Linked DNA regions of Homo sapiens: region 2 is linked to region 1. The links are chromatin contacts, found by Hi-C or POLR2A ChIA-PET in ENCODE. All regions are on one chromosome and are shown on one strand. The core of a region is the stretch at or near the end of the contact, and the rest is flanking DNA. Distances in the headings are between cores, read along the strand shown.

Evidence for each region. A loop is a pair of places that touch in the nucleus more often than their neighbours do. ChIA-PET counts read pairs that join two places held with the same protein, here RNA polymerase II (POLR2A). Pooled maps may share reads with other maps.
Region 2: a loop to region 1 is called in a map of naive thymus-derived CD4-positive, alpha-beta T cell, with 4 times the contacts of the local background. The contact joins the promoter of SMARCA5 here to the promoter of INPP4B in region 1. A Hi-C loop is called at or near these places in 1 of 168 maps with a recorded cell type or tissue (naive thymus-derived CD4-positive, alpha-beta T cell) and 5 of 50 pooled maps. POLR2A ChIA-PET finds 5 or more read pairs at or near these places in 2 of 52 experiments (HEK293T and Panc1).

The regions. Positions count from the first base shown.
Region 1 is chr4:142,842,124-142,848,947 of GRCh38, reverse strand. It overlaps INPP4B (inositol polyphosphate-4-phosphatase type II B), which reads left to right and starts at 2,647. Exons shown (of 26, transcript NM_001101669.3): 1 at 2,647-2,739. All of the region lies in intron 3 of USP38-DT (USP38 divergent transcript), which reads left to right. RefSeq lists an enhancer at 1,304-1,890.
Region 2 is chr4:143,509,442-143,516,265 of GRCh38, reverse strand. It overlaps SMARCA5 (SNF2 related chromatin remodeling ATPase 5), which reads right to left and starts at 2,564. Exons shown (of 24, transcript NM_003601.4): 1 at 2,165-2,564. The coding sequence starts at 2,341. SMARCA5-AS1 (SMARCA5 antisense RNA 1) reads left to right here and starts at 1,429. Exons shown (of 2, transcript NR_104027.1): 1 at 1,429-1,821; 2 at 2,041-2,794. RefSeq lists enhancers at 1,944-2,063, 2,124-2,183, 2,474-2,843, 2,874-2,943, 2,974-3,063 and 1 more.

The DNA of each region.
Region 1 (6,824 bases), core at 1,398-3,897:
TAGACAGCAAGGTAACTACAGGGAATCACCTTTGACTTCTGGCCCTACAAAGATATTTCAAAAGGAAATGAAAAATATTTTGTCCTTCATTGGCAAATGGAGTTATGTTTTGGGGGTACAAGTCAGCAAAAGTTCAAGGTTTGTAAAAGTGAATGCTGAATGAGTTTATTAAACCACGGAAGCATCTGAATCCTCCAGGCTTATTCAAGGAAAAAGCCACCAAATAACTAAAAAAGGTAAATATCAGGATGATTGATGGATTTTTAAAAATGCCTTGTGGTACATGCATCTGATGGCATCCTGATTCATATTCTCTCTTTTCTGAGAATTCAAACTTCCTACGTGATGTACACAAGTAAGTCACATATTCTTCAGCCGCCCTGTAAAAGGACTTTGTCAGCATGGTCCATGTCTGGACTTTAATTATAATAGGGTCCTCTAAGCATCTCACTTTAAACGTCCATTTCCATAGAATCAGTAACTGCATTTATTTTACAACTCAGTCTTTTAGGAGGTATGGTTTGGTATTTCTGGCATTGCTGCTGTAGTCTTCATAAACACACACACGCACAGACACACACACACACACACTCTTCCACTTAGAGGACAGATATGTTAACCATATTTCCAATTTAGTAGCAAAGCTCTGACATCCTAATGTCCTGATATTATTTCAATCTCTCTCTATTGTGAGAAAAATCAGAAACTGCCCAGTGAGAAAGTTGTATCATCTTTCCAGCAGATCTCTATGAACACGGCTTACCCATTGCTTGGAGATGGGTGTGTTCAGTGCTGCCCCATGGAGGAGAAATCTAACTGTGTGAAGGCTTCTCAAAGCTGATCCACATCTTGACAGGGATTATTTGTTCCTCACTCTCCTATCTCTCTGCATTCAGCTCACTTGGGGTAGAGGCTGAGCATAGGAGAAAAAGCTTGAAGAGAAGCAAAAGGAAGGGCTTCGGGGGCGCCAAGCAGTTTCTGGCCTATAGTGTTTATTATTTGATTCTATAAACATTTATTGAAACTACAGAATATTAGGTATTGTCCCAAGCTCTGGGAGCAGAGTGATGAAAAAAATAAATGAAACGAACAAACAACTCCCCCCACCAAACAAAACAAAACAAAACAAAACAAAACAAACCCAAAGTCCCTGTCCTCATTGGCAAGGCTTATAATGTGGTGGTCAAAGGTTTGAGGAGTGAAAGGATGCCTAGATGCGGGCAGTGACAGCAGGGGTGACAGCTGGGGGTACATACAGCTTCCTGGTTTGTGAAACTGTTAAGCCCCGACTTAACCCAAATTGATTTCACTGTCCTGACTTTGAGATTCCAGTCTTTTTGCATGGCAAATGTAACACTTGTGTACAAGCATTCGTACACTGCTTTACTTAAAATGTGATTTTAAAGCGCCCTCAGGGAGAAGGGCTGGGGTGTCTTGATGGGCTGGCTCTGGGCACCTTTACCTTTGAACGGCTCCATCAAAACCTTTCCGAGAGAGCCGCCAGGTGGCACCTGTAAAGCGCAGATGGGGAGAGTCATTTGCCCCACACCCTACACAGCCCGGAATAACCAGGGTGCGTGCTTTCCCCTGTGGGCTTGTTAGGGGCTAGGAAGTGGGGGAGTTTTAGTCTCCGTCCAGACTGCTTGCTTACATACCCCGTTTTCCTGATACCCCAACACATTCAGGGCGGATTTGTCCCCACGCACCCGGGATATCAAAGGCATGTCATACGCTAGTTGGGAGCATCTCGGCCTCAGTCACCCGCCGCGACGTGGGAACTGGCGGTGGGTGGCCGAGGGCTGCTCTAAGCTGGTCTCCTCAGCCCGACCTCTGCCCGGGGCAAGGGGGAGGAGGGGCAAGAGACAGGGGTCCCAGCGCGGCTGCAGACTGGGGTCCAGCAGGCGTGAATGGATGCCTAGACGCAGGCAGTGACAGCAGGGATCCCAAGCCCCTTCCAAAAACCCTCGGTCTAGGGACTGCGCTGCCATAGGCCGGGGTCTGGGGCGCTTTCTTCCTCCCGCGGGTTCTTTCTCTGTGGTTTCTCCTGCCCCCGCAGCAGCGTGGCGGCCTCGGGTCCCCCCTCGTCGCGGTAGCGGTGATCCCACAGCCCAGTCTGGGTGGGCGACCCAGCGGGCAGAGGGGCCGCAGAAAGGGGTCGGGGTACGGGGTGTGAGCACACGGAGCCAGCGTGGTAATTTCGGGGTGGGCAGCCGGGCCACCATCTCCGCTCTATCAGTAGCGGGAAGCGAGCAGCGCCAGTTGCGCGACTGTCGCTGCCACGGCCGCCTCTACTCGGTCGCTGGTGACATTGGGAGGAGACCGCTTGGAGAGAGCAGAGGAGGAGGAAGAGGAGCGGGGAGGGTGGGGGTTGGGGTGGAAGAAAGTAGCAATTGTGCCAGGGGGCGTGTGAGCAGCCGGAGAGCCAGCCGCGCTGGTGACAACTTCTCTGGGGCGCGCGCGGGGCTGGTAGGCGAGGAGCGAGCAGGGAGCGCGGCCGAAGCCAGAGGCTGGGGGAGCTGCTGGAGCCTCGCGAAGCCGCGGCCGGCGCCCTGCGCCGTCGCCGCCGCCTGCTAGTTTCCTCCGGGTTCTCAGCCCCGGGTACTGAGGCTTCGGTCTATAAATAGCAGGTTACAGCTCCTCCTGGGCGCGCACACGCTCACACGCTCGCAAGCGAACGCAGGAAAGTCAGGCTAAAAGTGTCTGCTGCTGCTGCCGCCCCCCACTCCGCCTCCGGGAGAGGTAATTACCCGCCTGGGATCCTAGGGCTCGGTGGGGGAATTTTGCAGGGTGGGGTGGTTGATGGTGGGTAATCCGGGAGGCGAGGGAGCGTGTCTGAGAGCGTGGCGGCACGTCTTGGAGGGGGGAGCCTGTCTGTTTTGCATCAAGTTTCTCCGTCTTGCAGCCTCCATCACCCCTCCAGCTCTTTAGCTTAAAGGGTGGGGTGGGCTGTCTCTCCTCGGCTGCTGGGGTACCCCTGTCACCGCGCCTACCCTCTCGCCGAGCGCCCCTCTGCCCGGCGCGCGCGCGTTTTCGCATTCTCACTCACACACGCACACTCTCCGGGCCCCCGTGGAACTCTGAGCTCTGGCCTCGCTGACCTTCCAAGGCTGCGCCCACCTGCGCTGTCCCTGAGAGACGCTGAGGTTGGCCCGGGCACTCGCTCTCACTTCCAATCCTGATGATCGCAAGCTGCCGCCGCCGCCGCCGCCGCCGCCGCCGGCCTGGGAAGAAGTCCTTAAGGAATAGAGGCAGTGGTGGGGAGTGAGGGTGACTGATGTTGGTGGTCCCGGTTGCCTTGTTTTTTGTTTTAAAAATAAAGAGCCCATCTCCTTGACCACCTTCATCCCACCCTCAACAACTCATTCTGGCAGAGAAGCCTGGCATGTCTTCTCTCGGCCATCAGGCAGCATCTCTTGTCCTTCCCCAAAGAGGTCTCGCTGAGAGGTTAGGGCCTTGGCGCAAGAGTGCCTGGGTTTGGACGGGGGAGGTCATTGTTTCGGGTCTGAGAACTATGCTGCAGGCTCCTCAAGCTCTCTGGCGCTCAGGCAGGGCCCAGGGCCGGGGAATGTCTGGGAGCCTGGTTCCTGAATGTAGTTTCAGGCTGGTAGCTGATATGAAGATGAGGATGCTAGAACCACATATACCTGTTTTTCCCCCTCCCCACGCTTCTGAATTCTCCCTTCCTTGGGGGCAGTAGTTTCTGCTCCTGGGGAGTCGGTGGAGAGGGGCCCAGCAGTTTCTCTTTGGGGACAAGAGGGTGAGGAAGCACATATTGATTAGGTTGTTGCTGCTGCTGCACAAAACTTACTGGAAAAACCCGGTAGGGTTTTCTATTACTCTTGTTTTAAGGATGTAAATTTACTCCTTTTCCTCTTTTATCTTCTCCCTAACCAGAACTAGTTTTCCTTTCTCTTTCTGGAATGTTATTTGAGGTCATTATATTTTATGACTCCAGATGTTACATTTTGCATATCTCCTTCCTGTCAGTATGACAGACAGAACTTGTTTATAAAGGTGTGGCTCTGTAAGTAAAAGCCTAAAGACAGAGGATAAATTCATCTTCTCTCTCTCAAGATGAGCTCCAGATAGTTCTTTTATAGGTGTACAACTACATTTCAAAGACCTTGCTTGAAAAAGGACTTTTCTTAATGAGTTCTGGACCAGAAATGGTAGTAATCTGACTCAATGATAAAGCAGCGCATAAGGTGCAAGGAATCATCAACAGGGCAGCTGGCTGATGATGTGTAAGAAGTTGAGTAAAGCAAGGACTGGGCAAGTGGGCATTGTCAGTTCACATACTATGCACAGAAATGCATCCTCTCCTTTACGCATTGATGCACATACATGCATTATGTGTTCCTTTGTGATATAATCCTGTAAAGCATTGATAGGAAATGATCAATAGTTTTGTGAAAGGTACATGGGCATTGAAGGTTGAACCTCGTGAATTTGTAGTAATGTAAAATGCTATTGCAAAATGGATTGCTTTTTCAGTGTATTTCCTTAAAATGTGATGTAGAAGATTGTCCTTGAAAGGTTATGAAATGTGTGTGTGAAGATAGGCTAAATGCTCAGTGACATTAAGAAACATGTTTGCAGATTGAAATACTGCTCTTATTCTAGGAGAGTATTCTCTTTGATTAAGCAAATCAATATTTATTTGTGATAAAATAATGATCACTATGATGTGCATATTTATAACTCAAATTTGCTTTTGACTCTTTATAAAGTGTAAGAACAACCAGATAGACCATTTAGTCTTGTCCCTCTATTTAAAGTAGCATGCAGTCAAAGGTATAGGCAGAAAATACTTTTAAAATGTTGTGTTTGAGCTTCAGTTTGGGGCTGCAAATTGAATGACTTCATGTCTCATAAGATTTTTGTCAAAATACTAAATCGCTCTACTATCATAGACCATCAGTTAAACTTGATTATAAAATAATGCTATTATATTTTAGTTGTGTGAAATGGAAAATCATTAAGCTTAGGGAAAAGCCAGATATTTGTTCTAAATTGTGCAAATTGAAAGTAATTAATTCCTTTCTGAAACCTTGGAGCATCTTCTAGTATAAGTACTATAAATCCCCAGATGGGTAACAAAGTTAACTTTCACTACCTTGAGGGAGAACCCAAGATGACAATTCTCTGAAAGACAGAAAAAAAACCTGCTAACTGATCTTAAAACTCATAGCAACCAAATGAGTGGCAGTTTCTAGGTAAGTATTTGACATCTGAGAACAAAAAGTTAAGAAATTATGGAATCATAATTAGTGAGTAAAATGCTTACTGAATATCTATTACATTTTCTTATTTCATACTGAGTGATGCCCAGTAGTACTAATATTAGATATACAAATATCATACCTAATCTGTACAAAATAAATTTTTGTCTTTCACAACTATGGGGATTTTAATAGATAGAAATGCCCTGTTTTAAATAATCTCAAGTTAAATGTTCAGGTGAAAGCTGTGTGAGTCTCTTCTGTATTATGTACCTTAGTTTTTCAACATGTCCTGTATATCTTTCTAAAGCCTTAAGGAATCTTTTCCATAGGCCACTTTGTTAATACTTTTAAAAAATGTTGAGCTAGAAACCTTTGATTAGAGAGCTCTTTAGAGCATACTCTAATCATATATACTATAATATTTAGGCTTCAGAAATGAGATTATTAAATAATTTTAGTTTAAACATTTATTTTTAGATGAATCCAAGTGATGATGCTATGATTGAATTTTGTTGTGCAAGATACATGTAGTCTTTGTGTTCTAAAACTTTAGAGCAGTATATACCTAGAAAAGATCAGTATATACCTAGAAAAGACATTAAGATATGTGCAAAAATTTTAATTACTCTTTCAGTCTCAGGCACAATGGTCACTTGAATCAAACTGTGTTAGTTTATTTTTTTAAATATATTTTCACTACCTTGTAGATTAAAAGAAACATTTAAAATGTTTAGGAAATTTTATGGACTACATTATATATAATTTATATATGTATATTTATATATATCCAGTATATTATATATAGTATATATATTATTATATATAAATATATAATAATCATATATATTTATATATATCATTATTTATATATATTTTGATATATATGATATATAAATTTATATATATCATACATATTTATATATAATTATATATTTATATATCAGTATATTATGTTAGGATTATTATAGATATATTATATATTATATTAATATTATAATATATTAATATATTATATTTATATATTATATATTATATTAATATATTAATATTATATTATGTTATATATTAACATAATATATTATGTTAGGATTATTATATATAAATATATTATATATTATACATATAATAATACAATAACTATCTTATATATCATATATTATATATTATATATAATAGATATTGTATATATTATAATATAATATATGTAATAGTTTTTTAAATAAGGCACAGTTGTACTCACTATCTTATTTCTTATTTCTTGGAAGTATCTTGCTATCAATGGTATACCATAAGGCCAATGGAATATCTAGGAGCCAGAACTTTAGATTTTTTTCAATGGACTGTGTAATTTCACCAAACATTAGCTATTATAATAGATGTCATTCCAGCATGATGTGAATTGGGTTTCAATACAGTATATGTCCTTAAATAATATATTTCAAACTGAGTTTCTTGAGTTGCAGTATTTTGAGTAAATTCTATCTTCTGTATTAGGCAGCCATGCCAACTTGGTGTCCTGATTTTAAATAGCCCTATGAAGAACTAAGTGAAATAGAATTGGCAGTAATTTGTTTAAACTGATTAAAGGAAATTTTGAGA
Region 2 (6,824 bases), core at 1,315-3,814, 670 kb before region 1:
CATAGGAAGGCTATTTCTGGGAAAATCAGCTTTGTCACCAAAAAAAAAAAAAAAAAAAAATTCATGAATGCTGGGTTTACTCTGTTTAGAAAAACACCTTAGATCATACTTCCAAACAAGAAAAAGTCATTTATAAAATATTCATTTTCCAAGTGCAAAACAGATTAAGTTGTGACATATATATTAAGCATGTGTGCTCAAACTTAGTTTATATCATGAATTGCAGTAATTCTGAATTTTGTTAAACAGGAAACTGACATTTTAAAAGACAAAAAAAAAAATCACACTATAATGTCAACCAAAAAAAAAATGTGTCAGTGATAAGATGGATAAAAAAATAAAATTCCTAATATTTCTATACTAGGAAGGTAAAAATAACAATGTTATTCAATAAATTGAACCGCCAAATATGTTTTTTTTGGTAAGAACATGGCAGAGCAAGATGGGTGGGAAACGGCTCACTTTTAAAGGCAGATCCGAGTTTTATTACAGGTTCTACCTAGTAGAACTCAATTTCCCCATCTGGCAAATGAAAATATCACTAATTTAATACGGTAGTGATAACATCTATACTCACGTTTGAACTTAAAATCAATTTTCATTTAAAATAGCAACTTCAAGTCAAAAATGTTGACTTGCTTTAGGCTTAAAATTACTCTGCATTCAGATATTAATAAGACCTCTGGTGAAACATTCATTTTTCCAAAGTTTGGATGGCAGACCCCTTTGAGAAGCTGAGGAAAAACTATAAACAATTTTTGTAGAGAACTGCACATTTACACATAATTGCTTTGTGTCAAACCCCTTAAGCCTTGGAACAGAAATCCAAGTTAAAGAGCCCTAGTAACCCAAAAGAACCATTTCCTTAAGGAAAAAAAAGCAACACTGAATATATTTTAATTTGGAAGTAATCTTATCTTAATCACTCAAAACTACAGGAACTATCAGGAGTTCCTATGTCACTAAACCTACCCTCACCACTAAAAGTTCTTTAAATGATTACTAACATTAATGTTACTTAACCCCAGCTACCCAAATATAACTACTGTGCCAAAAGCCTCAATGGTAAATTACGCTACCATTTTCTTACTGTATAATGATTCTGCATCAAGACTCATCTTCGGAGCAGTATTACTTTCATTCTGTCTAAGGATAGGAAAATCCCAGAAATCTTTGGGCTCCGACTCACAAAATATCTCAAAACAGGTCGAAGGCCAAGAAAATAAAAATTGGAAGGAGCAATTACTTTGTTCCCAGATGCAAAGCCTGGAAGCATATCCAATTTACCCGCCTGGCAGCTTCCCCCATCTTTCCAGCCCCCTCAGTACTGTCAGCATCCCCTGCCCAACCCAAACCCATAAGTCTCGGCAGCGAGTGGTACTAATTTTTTTTTTTCTTAAGGCCAGAGGCCAAAAAGAGAAAAGTGCCGGACTGAGAGCCAACCAACTGCGCCTGGTTCTCTAATTCATTCCTACACTTATTCATCCCCCCTAAATTAGACGGGGGATCCGAGACAGCTGCTGCTGCCTTGGTTGCTTCCCTTCCAGTGGAATAGTGCCTGGGAGGGGCCTTCTCTCCCTTCACAGAAGCAGCTGCGCCCCGCTTATCCCCACTGCGCACTCGGCCATCCAGCTCTCGCCATTGTTTCTGCCCACAACAGATACCGCCCCTGCAAGGACCGGGAAGAAGAAAAGGAGGCCCAAGTCCTCGGACGCGCTGCTTTTAAATGCCTCCTTCACCCCGCCCGTGCATCCCGCTCCTAAGGGGTCATCTCCTCGCCCTTCCCCGAAGTTTGGTGGAAACTAAAAACCACATTCAGAGGTAGGAGAGGGAATTATGGGAGTCTAGTGGGAAAAAAACGATGGGTCCCCCGGGCCACGGTAACCAAGAACATCTGTTCACTGAGAGCGTTCAAATATTTGTCAGGATTCACGAAAGAGACAAATAATTTAAATGTGAGGAGCCAGAAATCCATTTTGCTTAGCTCGAATAGGGTAAGAACAAGGGAGCAAGAGTGAGAGCATCATTTCGTATCCACAGGGTGTGAAGCTGAGTCTGGTGCAGAGAGAGAAACCCGGCTCTGCGTCCGATCGCCACGATCCGGCGAGGGAGCCAGCTCCTCCTCCCCGCTGCACCCGCTCCCCATGCCGCAAGTCGCCCTCACCTCCATCTCGGCGTCTGCGGGACCAGCGCTGGCCGCAGACGCAACCGCCTGCGCCGCGACGCCTTCGGGGCCGCCTTTGTTGCTGCTGTTGCTCCCGCCGCTGGCGATCGAGGCTGCGGGCTTGGAAGGCGCGCTCTCGGGAGGCGGGGGTGGCGGAGGCTCGGCCGCGGACGACATGATGTTCCGTCTGCGTCACCCGCTGCTGCCAGAGGCCCGAGTCCGGCGGGGATGGACGGGGAGGCCTAGGCCTGGATGCTACGTCGCAATAAACTGGTGGAGGAGCGAGACTCCCACCCGAGCGCTCCCCTGCGCCGCGCCTCCGCGACGGGCCTGAGCCGGGCCCAGGAGCTGCACACTCCCAAACGTTCTGCTCTTCCGCGGGGCTCTAGGTTCCACCGGCGCTTACCTCACGGCGGGAATCACGTCGACGAGGGTGGGCGGGGCCAGACGGGTCACTGAGGTCAAGGAAGGCCGGCTGATTTAGAGAAGGGCGGAGGGTTGGGGGAAGGGAAAAGGAAAACGAAAGAGAGACTGAGGCTGGGAAAACGCTTCGCCGCCTCCTCCTCTTCCTCTGGAAGATAACATCTATCTCGCCAGCATCCAGGACGACGACCTACGCCACCGACTTTCAACACTCGCGAGATTCCTTATTGGCTCACTGACTGGGTCCTGAGCGCGCATGCGCATACTGCCCTCCTCACCCTTGGCCCGCCCTCTTCCAGATCTCTAGCCGGCTCGGGAGAGAAGAGTGGGCGGGACCTCCAGGGAGCGCTCGGAGGTGTAGGTTTGTGCGCCTGCTGCTTGGCAGGACGCGAGCTCAGTGTTTTAGGCTTTCGTAACGGCTCACGGTTCTCGCTGTGTCTTCTGTGCCTGACAGGGGTTGGCGGCACTACCGGAAAACTTGTCTGGGTTTTGCGCTGCCCATTCAAACTTGGAAGTCTTGTGTCTGGCCCCAAAACTTCTGCCGTATCCGCTTAGAGGCGTGACGCCACAGCCTTGACGACGTTATGGTTACCCCAAGTGAAGTCTCACGGTTTTTTGTTGTTAGAAAAAAAAAAAAAGTCCGTTAGTGTGATTTTTTTCTTTTTTCTTTTTTTTTTTTTTTGCCTTCTCATGTTAGCTGCGTCGGTTATTTCTAAATACCCTCCTTAGGCACAGAGTTAAATGATATTTCTTCTGAATTTATATGCCAAAGTTAAGCAAATAACGTGCACACTACCATGGAAGTGAGAAACACGAATAATCAATATATGGGGAAGATAGGTGGTGCGATGTAATCTTTTCCCCAAGCATCAAACATGAAAATTAAAACGTACATTCTCCTTAAGTGTTAACAAATATTCAGCACTGATTTTGTATACTGCCTTAGGCAGCCTTCAATGCAGCTTAAGGGCCTTGTGCATTCATCGCCTACAAAATTTAAATACATTGTAGTCTGTTTGATAACGAATCTGCATACTACAGTAGATTACCTGCCCAGTACAGGGTCTTTTTTATCTTTTTTTATTCCTCATATTCAGTATTCTCTAAATGTTTGTTGAGTAAAGGAGACACATTTTTCGAGAGTTGAGGTTTGAGCTAACTGGTTATGTTGAATTCCAAACAGAAGGGATCCCCTTTGAATATATAGCCTGCAAATTTTTTAACTAATGGAATGATAATTCTTAAATGGACATCTGGAAAAATGTCCCCACTCCACTAGAAATGCTAGTTCTTAGACTATAAGGAAATGTCTAAGGATATATGCAAAGATGAATACCTACAATGATGTTCATCATAGTCTTCATATATGACTGCAAAAAGCTAACAACAGTAGGCTGAATCCAGTATTAAAAGTTAGGTGTTTAAAACTGTCATACACCCAGAAAATGAACTATTAACCTTTAACAACCATTAATGTAGAATAATGGTTGTTTTGTGTTGTTTTGTTTTCAGACAGTTTCTGTCGCCCAGGCTGCAGTGCGGTGGCATGATCTCAGCTCACTGCAATCTCCAACTCCCAGGTTCAAAGGATTCTCATGACTTAGCCTCCGGAGTAGCTGGAATTACAGGCGTGCACCACCACGCCTGGCTAATTTTTGTATTTTCAGTAGAGACAGGGTTTTGCTGTTTTGGCCAGGCTAGTCTCAAACTCCTGGTCTCAAGTGATCTGCTCGCCTAGGCCTCCTAAAGTGCTGGGGTTACAGGCGTGAGCCACCGCACCTAGCCAAAGAATGTTAATTTATAAAGTGTTAACTGAAAAATTTGGTTTAACAGTTCAAAAATGTAGATAAAAGTTGGAAGCATATTTACAAAAGTATTGAAACTGATCGTTGCTGGTTTTTTGTTTTTGTTTGTTTGTTTGTTTGTTTTTTGACAGTGGCTTGCCCTGTCTCCTAGGCTGCAGTGCAGTGTCACAGTCGTGACTCACTGCAGCCTCAGCCTCCTGGGGTCCAGCAATTCTCCCACCTCAGCCTCCCAAGTAGCTGGGACTACAGGTGCATGCCACCAAGCCCAGCTAATTTTTGTATTTTTTGGGTGTAGACAGGGATCGCCATGTTGCCCATACTGGTCCTGAACAACAATTAGGGCTCAAGCCATCTACCTGCCTCAGTCTCTTAAAGTGATGGGATTACAGGTGACAGCCACTGTGCCAGGCTGCCGAATTTGCCTATTATTGTATTAAGAAAACTTTTTTTAAAAAAATTTCAGCTTTACTGAGGTATAATTCACAAAATTGTATATATTTAAGGCATACAATGTGATGTTTTGATATATAAACACGTTGTGAAATGATTACCGCAATCAAGCTAATAAGCATATACATCACCTCTTATATTTACTGCCTGCCAGCATGGTGAGAACATTTAAGATTTACTCTCAACAAATTTCAACTATGCAAACAGTATTATTAACAATAGTTACCATGCTGTGCATTACATCTCCAGAAATTATTCATCTTGTATAACCAAAACTTTGTATCCTTTGACCAACATCTCCCCATTTTTAGAAAGCTTATTTTTAATTTTAAAAAATGTTCTTTCACCGAAAAAAAATTATGTGGAAGGGTAAGAAAGTGGTGTCTAGGGTGGAACCTGACACATACTTAATAAATACTTGATGAATAATATTTTTATATTTACATTAAATAGACTAAAACATTAATTTAGCATTCGAAATGTTTCTTCACTTTTTATAGTCTTAGGTAGAAATCTTGGGTCTTGGTCTGGAAACCCTAAAGTTATATGTAGGTATATAAATGAAAGGATCTTAAGTCTGATAACTATTTAAGGAAAGCAATAAATAGCAAGGAAAACAATGCACATAAATAAATAAAAATTGCCTCCAAAATGGCGATTGTCTTTTAACATGTGCATTTACATGTGAGTTTCTCATATGATCATATGAAAGCTGTATTAGAATCATTCGGGGGAAAATTATAGAGAAAAGATGGAAACTAGCAAGAGGACACAGAATGCTCGAACTCAGTTATCTAGCATAAGTGACAGAGAAAAAGATTTTTGGCAGAGTTTAGAACCAGAAAGGAAAAGCAGAGAAGAGCTACAGAAAAGACATGAAGCCTAGAAACAGCTACAGGGACATTAGCTGTGTTCCTCAGGCAGATAGCAATACTAATATGGTGGCCAAATCACAAAATCCTGCTAAAAGGCTAAAACTAGCAGCTAGTTGTTGAATTGATCACATAATACAGAATTCATGTGTTGGTAAAAGAGTGGGTTGGGGAGCAGGCAAGCCTAGATTCCAGTGCAGGCTCTGGAACTTAGTAGCTGTGTGAATGCAGACAAGTTATCTAACCTCTTTGAAATCAATTTTCTCATCTTTTTATTATTATATTTTCCTAGCTTTATTTTGAGATAATATTATGATGTCATAAAAATTAAATGAGACAGTATAAGGTACATGATACAGTGCCTGACATATAGTGAGTTCTGGGTTCAAGTGTTAGTCTTATCCTTGAGAATCATAAGCCTAAGGTTTAGAGTCTAGTTGAAAGAAGAGGAACCAAAGAAGGAGGAGGGTAAGGGGTTTGGTAGCAAGAAAACACCAGAAAGGATTAGAGCTTTAGTCGTATTCCCAGCAACAGAATGCTACAGTGTAAAATAATGTTAGTGTTCTATCTCCAATATGTATATACATAGTTTACACCTAAAATTTCCTCTGTTAGATTTAATGTGCTAGAACAGCAAGTACAGTACAGAAATACAATGGAACAAAGAGATGTTGCCAGAGGACAAAAATGTGCCGAAGAGCCAGGGCTCTCTCAGCATTGTGTCCTTGAATGGTAACAGAAAGGAGTTAAAGTTTTCTCAAGGACAAAGAAGAAATGCAACACCTCTCTTCATTGCAACTCATTTTGTCAAAGCTTAAGAAAATAAAGTCTGATTACTGCAAGACAATAAAACTGTATTGAGTTTGTATCTAAGAATGGGTATTTCCAACACCAGATACCAATGATTACATGTTGTATGTATCTTTTTTAGAGTTCTCCCACATAGGTCATTTGTCAATGTACAGAGATTTCAGTTAAAGAGAAACATTAACTGTACTGTTAATAAACAGGTAAGGATATATTCCCTTCATTCCCCTCATATTTAGTCACCAACTAAATAGTGGGAGACTTTGTGTCTGCTCGGTATATATGCATATGTTTATGTAGTCA